Linked DNA regions of Mus musculus: region 1 is linked to region 2. The links are chromatin loops, found by intact Hi-C in ENCODE. Cell type or tissue: left cerebral cortex. All regions are shown on one strand. Each heading gives the region's core, and the rest is flanking DNA. Links, peaks and the distances in the headings are about the cores only. Region 1 overlaps Srl (sarcalumenin). Region 2 has its middle 18 kb from the start of Tfap4.

Region 1 (5,380 bases), core at 199-5,198, 52 kb before region 2:
TCCTGCCTTCTCCTCTCACTTTTTAATTGTGCCAAATACACAGAACATAACATTTACCATTTTGATCATCTTTAAACCGATTGTCCAGAGCATTAAGTATATTCACGTTATCACGAGCCAGTTATCCTCACTCTCCATTTCCAGAACCTTATCATCTTCCCACACTGAAACTGTCTCCACTAAGTAGCACCCCCCACCCCCTCCCCTGGCAACATCCCCCATCCCCACCCCCTCCCCTGGCAACATCCCCCATCCCCACCCCCTCCCCTGGCAACATCTACTCTCTTTCTGTCTCTGAGTTTTGCACCTCATATGAGTAGAATCAAACCACATCAGCTTTACTGCTTGGCTTGTTTTGTTTAGCATATTGTTTTCAAGGTTTATCCTTGACAAGGATGTTTCTGATGTGTTGTGACAGCGGGCATGGTTCACTCCTCTGTGTGTGTGTGTGTGTGTGTGTGTGTGTATGTGTGTGTGTGTGTTGCATAGCACAGGGGTGGAAGTCGGAGGACAGACAACCGTGGGTATCCTCAGTGTCACTGCCGCTAAGCTTTCAGGGGTGCCCCGATCTCCCTATAGAAGTTCTGCAATCTCAGACGCATGTGCTGCCACACCTGCCTTTTCTATGGGGACCTGGGGACCTGACTGCCAGCCCCCTCCTTTCCATTGTGTGCTCAGACTACTTCATCCAGCCATGGACCCTTGAGGTGTTTCTACTTTGGGCTTTTATGACTAGTGCTGCCATGGGGGTGACAAAGCTTCCGGTTCTTACATGTTATCTCCACTAATATTATAAAGGCATACAATAATTTCTCATCTGCTTTCACAATTTATACCCCCCCCCGTGTTCACCTGTATAAAGTTGGTATCGAGTATCTTCTAACCCAAGGAGGTAGTTTATCATGGTGGATTTGCCAACACTCCACGGTCCCAGGAACAGCACCATTGGCTTGGAAGTAATCTCCCCGTCTGCAGGAATCAGAAACAGACGTGACCTAACATCAGTTCTTACTTGACAGGCACAGCACTGTTCTCCAAAGCACTCTGCATCCCCCTGTCCCCCCACTGTCATCCAGAGCTTGTGGGGTTCTGTGTGGATCAAACTGTGTCAGGGGCTTTATAAGAGCATTCACTCCAAAGACACCAGGAGCCATTGTTTTGACCTTTTCCAGATCTTTGGCCTGCACCAGAAGGAGGAGTTGGCTGGATTGCAGGCTTGGTGCTCACGCTGGGAACAGTCTCCTGGCTTAATCTAGAGAATGTCTCACAAAAAGGACAAAACTTCTGCATTTCGAAGATTGAAGTTTGCTACCTGAATCAACAGTAAGAAAGGACATGGGAGAAGCATAGACAAGGTTGAGCCATCCGAGCTCCAGGCTCTGCCCATCTGCAGCTTGCAGCTCTCCTTATCTCTTCACTGGGGCTCTTCACATCCTCCCCTCAAGCTCAGATTAGTCTTAGTCCATGACAAGTCTTCCAGGGTCTGAAACCAAACACTGAAAACTGGGAATCCTTAGATTCTTGGTCCCTGAGGCCAAGGTCCTCTAAGACACCCTGCTAGGAATCACACCCTGCCAAGGCTACTGGAGAGGGGTATGAGAGAGAGAAGCAGAATTCTCTAGTGTCTTCAAAAGAAAGATGGTGGTTTAGGAGGGTGCTCACTAGCAGAGCATTTACATAGTATGTGCGAGGCCCTGGGTTCAGTCCCCACTACTGCAAAAATAGAAAACAAAACCAAATCTGGGCAAAGAAGCAGGTAGAGGCTGTAGACAGAGATGCTGTTTCTTATTGCTGCTTTCTGGTCCTCTAACTTCTTTTCTGAACTAGCTGCACTGAGCACCTGTGCTCTCCAGACTTTTGTCTTCCTGAGCCTGCAGACAGACCTCAAAATACAGTCTTCTTTCTTAAACTTTTTTTAAATTTATTTCTTATAATTTTGTATACTGTCCTGACTCAAAAGTCTGAAGTACAAAAAGCCCCAGTCTGTCTAGGCCACAATACACTCTCTATTAGGTAACTAATGCTGGGCCAGTTGGGGTGGGTTTTTTTTTTTTTTTTCTATTTTCTTTTGAGAGGACGTTATATTTCCCAGGATGTTCTCAAAGTCCTGGGCTCAAGAATCAAGTGATTCTCTTGCCTCAGCCTCCAGGGTAGCTGGGCCTATCTATATTTGTGTACCACTACCCTGGACACTAATGCTAATTTCTGGCATTTTTCAGCTGCCTTACTGTGTATACACTGTGTTGTATACCAGTGTTGTACATTCATTTTTGTATAGCATGAATCCCTTCTGCACCTGGCTTTTGGATATACTGGTTTTGTTCCTTTGGGAGTAAAGCAAAGTCCTAAAAGATGATGGCTTCTGTATGGTGAGCACAAGTCGTGGGCTGGCCCTTCCCTCTTGTGTGTAAGCACACATGAGAGGCACTCAGCCTGGGAACACGGCGATTAGGCATCTCAAGAGAGTTATGCCAGTTATGGATTTTTCCAAAAAGCCAGCGCTGGTTATGTGAGACAGAGCTTCGAGTGTTGCTGTTCCAATTCTGCACAGCAGGGGGCATTGTGGGCATATGTGGGAGACCAGCAATAAGCTTGAAGGATAGGGGGCATGCAGGAAGCTGGCAGGACATTAGGACAGAGAAGCCAAGTCCAGAAAGGGAAGCCAGAAGAGAGCCAATTGGCCTTTGCTGAGAGCCAATCCAGGGGCAGCTGGCAGCCTCTTGGCCACTGAGGCTTTAAGTTTGGAGTTTCCCTGGGAGGGTCATGCCACTCTTGGTGTCAGAGTAGGGAGACAAGTACAGAGGACAGAAGAAAGCCAGCCACTGTTCTGTGACCTCACACCAGGCCTGCACGCGCTCGAAGAAGCAGGAGCGGCGGGCGGCGGGCTCTTAGGCCTGTAAGAATGGTATAGGAACCGACAGCACAGGGCATTCATCCCCTGGGGAAAGGAATGGGGCCGGGGTCCTGACAGTGGCCAGGGCAACCAGCACTGCCTGGCATTAGATTCCTGTTCTGTAGAGTAGGAACAAATGTGCCCTCAGATACACAGCTACTCAATAGGCATTAGGCTAATATGGAAATTGCCAGGTAACACAGGAAGAGATTTGTCATGTGATTTACAATTAAAACAAGGGCTGGGGTTATAGCTCTGTAGTAGAGCACTTGCCTAGGATGCTCAGGGCCCTGGGTTCCATCCCCAGAACTGAAAAGAAAAAAATAACAATTATGAAAGCTTTAAACCAGGAGTTAGAGTAGCTGTGGATATAGCTCAGTGGCAGGGCACCTGCTTAGCATATCTAAAGTCTGGGGTTGTGTCCCCAGCACTGAAAAATGAGTCACACTTTTAAAGATGGCAAACCATGGTGGAACAAGAATTCTCTGGTATGTTCTTGTGAATACAGATTGGAGTATTTCAAGGCAATTTTCTAACAATGATTAAAATACTTAATTCTAGTGTTCTATAATAATTTTTAAACATGTATTTGTGGGGCCGGGGTATGCCAGAAGATAAATTACGGGAGTTGGTTCTCTTTTCTTACCATACAGGTCCAGGGATTGAATTAAGGCTGTCTGGGCTGCAGGTACATTTGCCTACTATGCCATCTTGTCAACCCCTTTGCTGTACTATTTTAAGGACAAACAAGCAAGCAAAACATGTCTTACAAATATCTGTACACAAAATATATGAATTATGCTAGTGTTTGGAATGGTTTAATTTCATTTTGTTTAGATAGCATCCCACTCTAAAGCCTATGGTGGCCTGAAATTCATTCTGTAGCCCAGGCTGGCTCTAAATCCTTAGTCATTCTATTGCCTCAGCCTTACAAGTGCTGAGACTACAGGCATAGCCAGCATGCCCAGCTTTGGAACATATGTATGTATGTATGTATGTATGTATGTATGTATTGGGGGTGCACAGCTTGGTGTGTGTATCGAGGCCAGAAGGGCCTTGTGGGGCCTGATTCTCTCCCACCGTGTGGCGTTCAGGAACTGAACTCACGCTTAGATGCAAGTGCTTCTACTTGCTGAGCCCCCTCGCTAGCCCTACTCGTTTGTTTGTTGTCGTTTTCAAGATAAGGTTTCTCTGTGTAGCCCTGGCCGTCCTGGAAGTCACTCTGTGGACCAGGATGGCCTTGAACTCACAGAGATCCACCTGCCTCTGCCTCCTGAGTGCTGGGATTAAAGGTGTGTGCTATCACACCTAGCTTTTCTGCCCCCTCCCCCAAAACCAAAACATTTGTTTTTTTTTTTTTTCTTTTTGAGCTCTGGCTGCCATCGTCTCACTATGTAGAGCAGGCTGGCTTCAAACTCACAGATATTTGCCTTTATATTTTAAAATTTAGAAAGTGTACAGCACCTATTGTGCCTCAGAAATTAGATTCTGGTTGTATAGAACGTGGTGTATTCTTAGAAGACAGGCAAGAAGCTTCAATAAAGAATAATGGTGAGTCATGCATGCATGCACATACATCTATATGTATACACACACATGTACATACATATACATATGCACACTTGGTATAATATGATCCCATGTATGTAAGAAGAAAGAGACATTCCTATATTCATAGATATAGAAGAAATGTCTAGAAGAATCTATTACATCCTATAGTTTTGAGCCCTCAAACAAACTGTGGGTGTCTCTGGGAGTGGAACTGGATAAATTGGAGATTAAGAAACAAATTGTGTGTGGGAGGGGGCAACATGGTGTGATGGTGTATTTTGGGGACAGGGCCTTGCCATGTAGTAGCCCAGAACTCACTGTGTAGCCTAATCTGTCCGCACAGTTACAACTCTCCTGCCTGTGCCTCCCAAAATCTAGGATTACAGCTCTACACCGTCATGCCAGGCTTTATTATTCAATTTATATTTTTATATTATTTGAATACAGTTGAAACAAGTATGTTTTTTGTTTTTTGTTTTTGGTTTTGGTTTTTTTTCGAGACAGGGTTTCTCTGTATAGCCCTGACTGTCCTAGAACTCACTGTGTAGACCAGGCTGGCCTCAAACTCAGAAATCCGCCTGTCTCTTCCTCCCAAGTGCTGGGATTAAAGGCGTGCGCCGCCGCCACCACCACCATCTGGCAACAAGTATGTTTTACTTTACTATTTTAAAACCAAGCTTTAAAAGAATCCAGACCTTGTCTGGGTGCAGTAGCACACACCAGTAAACCCAGCTCTCAGAAGCCAAGGCAGGAGGTTCTAAGGTTTAGGAAATTCAAGGCCAGCCTGAGCTACATGGTGACACTCTGCCTCAAAAATTATCATCATCTTCATCGTCGTCGTCATCATCACCACCACCATCATCGTGGTCGTTGTCATTATCAGCCAGGGCCACAGGAGGCCTTCCAGGAGGAACAATAAGGAGGCAAGGAAGACTC
Region 2 (5,380 bases), core at 270-5,269:
GTATTGCTCCTAATAGAGACTCAAAATAGGACCAATGAGGGAACCAGGGACCAAGAATAACCAGCCCTGATCTCAAACAATCACCAAAGAGGTCATCAACGAAGCACAAGACAAACCTGAATTGTCACATACTCATGGGTAAGATGGAAAACTGACCCAATCCATTTAAGGGACAGGGTCTTTAAAAAATGAAATTACAATAGCTATAAATTAGAATCGATCTAGATGTCCATCTCTAGATAAATAAATTATGGAATACTCATACAAAGCATTAACTGGTGCTGGCAGGCAGGTACATGGCCAGTCTGGCTGCTTGTTGTTTGGCCAGGACAGGCTAAGAAACAGCAGGATAGGCACAGAGCTGCACCTCAGTAACCATGCCCACCATAGAGTGTTCAAGCAAAGTCTAGGATAGTGAACATGGTGGAGCTATTTAAGGACAAGAGGGTGTGCTCTGGAGTTGCTGGGACATTTAGCTGGGACTGTTCTAAGACTCACTTTCCTGGGTTTGTGGAGCAAGCCGAGGCTCTGAGAGCTAAGGGTATGTAGATACTGACATATCTGAGTGTTCAATATGTCTTTGTGACCAAAAAGTTTGATCAAACCCACAAAGCTGAATGGAAAACTCTTGGCTGATACCACTGGGGCCTTTGGGAAGACAGATTTATTACTAAGTGATTCTTTGGTTTCCCTCTTTGGGAATCGCTGGCTCACAAGGTTTTCTGTGGTGATGGAGGAGAGCCAAAAGCTGGATGACACAGGCCTAGCCTGTAGTCTGGTCCCCAACCTCTCGAAGCTTAGAGGCTGTGGTCAGATGAAAGCTCCCTGTCCTTCCTGCCTGCCCTACTCACCCCTGCACCAAGAAACCAGCACAGGGCTGGAGGGATGGCTCAGTGAGTAAGCACCAACTGCTCTTCCCAAGTTCCAGAATTCAAATCCCAGCAACCACATGGTGGCTCACAACCATCCGTAACGAGATCTGATGCCCTCTTCTGGAGTGTCTGAAGACAGCTACAGTGTACTTACATATAATCAATAAATAAATCTTAAAAAGAAAGAAAGAAAGAAAGAAAGAAAGAAAGAAAGAAAGAAAGAAAGAAAGGAAGGAAGAAAGGAAGAAAGGAAGAAAGAAGGAAAGAAAGAAGGAAAGAAAGAAAGAAAGAAAGAAAGAAAGAAAGAAAGAAAGAAAGAAAGAAAGAAAGAAACCCAGCACTGCCTCAGCTGGGACCTCTTTAACCATATTTCTGGAATAAGCTGTCTGGTTCATGAAAAAACTACGTAACATACTGCTGATACATATGCATAAGCTGATACATATGCATGAGCTGATACATATGCATGAGCTGATACATATGCACGACGCACCGGAACACCCTGCAATCCCAACGCTTGGGTACAGAGGAGGATCAGGAAGTCACAGTAAGTAACTAAAGTGACCCTCAGTAATACGGGGAGCCAAGGCCAGCCTGAAATGTATGAATGACCCTTTCTCAAAAAAACTCGATTAAATAAAAGAGGGCACTGAAGAAATGGCTCAGCAATTACATGTCTCTGCTCTTCTGGAGGACCAGAGTTTGGTTCCCAACTCTGTCCGGCAGTTCACAACAACCTGTAGCTCTAGCTCATGGGGATCTGACGCCCTCTTCTGGCCTCCTCAGGTCCTTCACTCATGTACAAAGACACAAACACACAATTAAGATTTTTTTTTTAAAAAAATTCCATCAGGGCTAGTAAGACATCTCAGTGGGTAAAAGCGCCTGCTGGCAAGTCTGACGATCTGGGTTCCAATCTGGGTTCCATTCCCGGGACCACACAGGATAGAACTGACTCCAGAAAAGTTGTCCTTTGATCTGCACAATGAATGCAGTTTTACAAAAACTGGATTTAATCAACTTCATTTGATTAACTGGATTTTATTAAAACAAAGTAACACTCGCCAGGGGGGAGCGGCACATATCTTTAATCCCAGCCTTCAGCAGGCAGAGACAGGTGGACTAAGTTAGAGGTTTCTGTTCTACAGAGTGAGTTCCAAGATAGCCAGAGCTACAAAGAGAGATTGATTGATTGATCAAAAATGATAGATAGATAGATAGATAGATAAACATTTATCTTATTTCATTTGATTTCTTAGCACAGGGTCTCATGTATTCCATGCTGGTCTGAAACTTAGATATGGCTGAGGATAGCATTTTAACTCCTGACCCTTCTGCTTCCACCTAAGTGTTCAGACTATAGGTGTGTACACATATAATAAACTCACAAACAAAAAAGATAAAACAGGAGCTGCAGGGGTCGTTCAGCAATTAAGATCAGAGGTCTAGGCACGGTTCAGTTCTCAGCACCCAACGAGGGCTCACAACTATCTTAAAACCTTCAGTTCCAAGGGACCCGACACCCTCTTTTGGACTGCAGGCACCACACATGCACATGCTCATACATGTAGGCAAACTCATACACAGAGAATAAAAATAAGCAAATCTCTAAAAACTACATAATGAAACCTAAAAGTGAAATTAAAAAGTATAAACAGATTTTCTTTTTTAAGTGGAAACGGATAGGGGTATAACTTGCCTAATAGTCTAGCCCGACACAAAAAAAATACAGGTCCATCGTCCTTGCACATAAGAATATATTGCAAACTTATTCCCATCTTTCGCTCTGCCTGCATTAGCAGCGCGTGGCTTGGGGCTCAGCAGGAACAATGAAGGAGCCTAAGGTACCCAGCATACACCCTGAGGTGACAATGTTCCAGACATAATTAAGTGTAGTACGTAAATGTCACCTATTTTTCGGCTGTTTTATGGCGTCCTCTGGAACACTGTAAAGTCCCACGTGCTGAGGCGTACCGGCACGACCATCCGACCGACGAAAAGTGGCCTCGAACCGCCGGGCACCCGGAGCTCAAGCTCCGCAGCCTGTGGGCGGGGCCGGACGCGCCTATGGGCGGGAACTCCACCAGACGCCCCAAAGCGCCGGGAGGTGTGCACGCTGAGAAGGCGTGGCTAATCCCGGAAGGGGCGTGAACGCGCCAAGGGTTTCCACAGCCTTCTCAAGAGACCGCCTACCACCGCTGGGCGCCAGCGATTTTCCTGAGAAGGAATATTTTCCTTGGCTCCACCCCAAGCCCCGCCTCTGGACCATGGGACAAGAGCAGAGACCGGAAGGAGGCAGAGCCTCGGTCCCGCCAGAAACAGCCTAGGCCCATAGCTCCCTCTGTTGATGCTCTGGGAAGTTGCATTGGAGCTAGTCCTGCCGACCACCTCACACCTAAGGAAGATTACGCATAAACTGCCTAAAGACATAATACTCAGATGGCTACCCATTGTACGACTATTTACATAACATTTTGCAAAAACCAGAACTATAACAGAAACATACCAGGGAAACAACAGAGGCTGGGGGAACACTGAGAAGGTTGCTACTCAATAAAACCAGAACTACACACAATCAAGTGTGAATTTCAGTGACTGCAATCTCAAACTGTTTTGTCCGGGTTCTTCTTTGCTTTCGGGAGTCTTTTGTTTTGGGGCTGTTTGGTTGGTTGTTTGGTTTGGTTTGGGTTGTTTGTTTGTTTGTTTTGCGCTCAGGATCGCACTGAGTAGTCCTGCCCAACCTTGAAATCCCTACCAAGCTTACCCAAACCACCTGCCTCCTGAGTGCTGCTGGAATTTTCCAGTGTGCCACAGTACACACGTGGAGGTCAGAGGACCACTCCCAGGAGTCAATTCTCTCTTCCTACCATGTGGGTCCTGCATCAAACTCAGGTAGAGGGTGGTAGCAGGCACCATCACCTTTAAGTCATTTTGCCCGCCCCCACTATTTTGTTTTCAATACTAACGTGAGATTGGTGGCTACATGGGATGACATGGGATAGGGAGGAAGAGTCATGAAAAGTGACTGCTTTGTGACAAGCAGCTCATTTGGAAGTTGTGGAGATATTTTCTTTTTTTAAAAAATAATTATTTTATTTATATGAGTACACTGTAGCTGTCTTCAGACACACCAGATCCATCACAGATGGCTGTGAGGCACCACGTGCTTGCTGGCAATTGAACTCAGTCAGTGCTCTTAACCGCTTAGTCTTTTCTTCAGCTCCTGAGATATTTTCGAATTGGATGAGCTTATCAACATTGTGAATGGATCAGGTGCAGCAATAAAATGACAAATTGTATGCCTTGCAGACTTCTAATGCTTAAGATCGTTCCCACCATTTTACTGAGTGCATGTGCAGGCTGGAGATGGAAACTGGCTTTTCTGCTCTGACCTCCGTCCCATACAGCCTGAGCATCTGAGACGTGGGCCATGTCGTATACAGTGAGCTGTAGTCACAGGAAGACTAAGAAGCTTGATGGACTCTCTGCTGCTTGAACTAACAGAACTTACAATTTCCAGAAAAGGAAACAGGTTCAGAGGAAGTGAGTGTCTGGTTGAGCACTGGCTGCCATGGCCAGAGACCAAGCCTGAGTACTTACAGGCATTTCATGGAGATGTCCCCTTTCCAAATGCAGACTCCTCCAGACCCAGCCCGAGTAACACCATCTTTTAGCCAGCTCCACATAGCTATTCTGTGTGTCATGCCACGGCATAACAAAGCCAGGCTCCCCATGGTCAGTGTTTGCTGAGATCTTCGTACACTCCCAGCCTCCATTAGGAACAAGGGCTGAGTTCACATAAGCACTTTCCTGCAGTGTTTTATCTGAACCTATAGTCACCTCCACTGCTTAACTGCTGCACACTGCTCTAAAGCCAGGTCTGAATTAATTCAGCTGTGTGTGGGCTAAGAACCATAATAAATGGGTGTTTGCATGGAGGACAAACTTGAGGGCAACAGCCATCCTCGACTGTCCACTGCTGTTAAGGTCAGTTATTCATAGCACACTGGGTTGTTGGTACCATCCAACAGTTTTGGAAACAGGATACAACTCACAAATTTCTAGGGGAATTTGAAACCTGGAGGAAGAGCTCAGGCTCCCACAGGTACACACAGGCTCCCACAAGCTCCCACACAGGCTCCCACAGGTACACACAGGCTCCCACAGGTACACACAGGCTCCCACACAGGCTCCCACAGGCACACACAGGCTCCCACAGGTACACACAGGCTCCCACAAGCTCCCACACAGGCTCCCACAGGCACACACAGGCTCCCACAGGCACACACAGGCTCCCACAGGCACACACAGGCTCCCACAGGCACACGCAGGCTCCCACAGGCACACACAGGCTCCCACAGGCACACACAGGCTCCCACAGGCACACACAGGCTCCCACAGGCACACGCAGGCTCCCACAGGCACACACAGGCTCCCACAGGCACACACAGGCTCCCACAGGCACACACAGGCTCCCACAGGCACACACAGGCACACATAGGCTCCCA

The links. Peaks named below come from ENCODE experiments on the same cell type or tissue, not always from the same donor. Only the 100,000 strongest peaks of a DNase experiment are listed, where the experiment ranks them.
Region 1: a loop joins it to region 2, with 6 times the contacts of the local background. A loop is called at or near these places in 27 of 42 quality-filtered maps.

Annotation. Positions count from the first base shown.
Region 1 is chr16:4,486,641-4,492,020 of GRCm38, forward strand. Srl (sarcalumenin) reads right to left here. Exons shown (of 7, transcript NM_175347.6): 5 at 853-969. Among named protein-coding and RNA genes, the nearest start is that of Srl, 34 kb to the right of the region's middle. In left cerebral cortex, for the core only: a CTCF peak has its summit at 2,562 (motif pointing right); DNase peaks (open chromatin) are centred at 2,571 and 5,102; H3K27ac peaks cover 457 bases.
Region 2 is chr16:4,538,898-4,544,277 of GRCm38, forward strand. It overlaps a transcript of Srl not described here. Among named protein-coding and RNA genes, the nearest start is that of Tfap4, 18 kb to the right of the region's middle. In left cerebral cortex, for the core only: CTCF peaks have their summits at 955 (motif pointing left), 1,636 (motif pointing left) and 3,193; DNase peaks (open chromatin) are centred at 1,411 and 3,072; H3K4me3 peaks cover 1,241 bases; H3K27ac peaks cover 887 bases.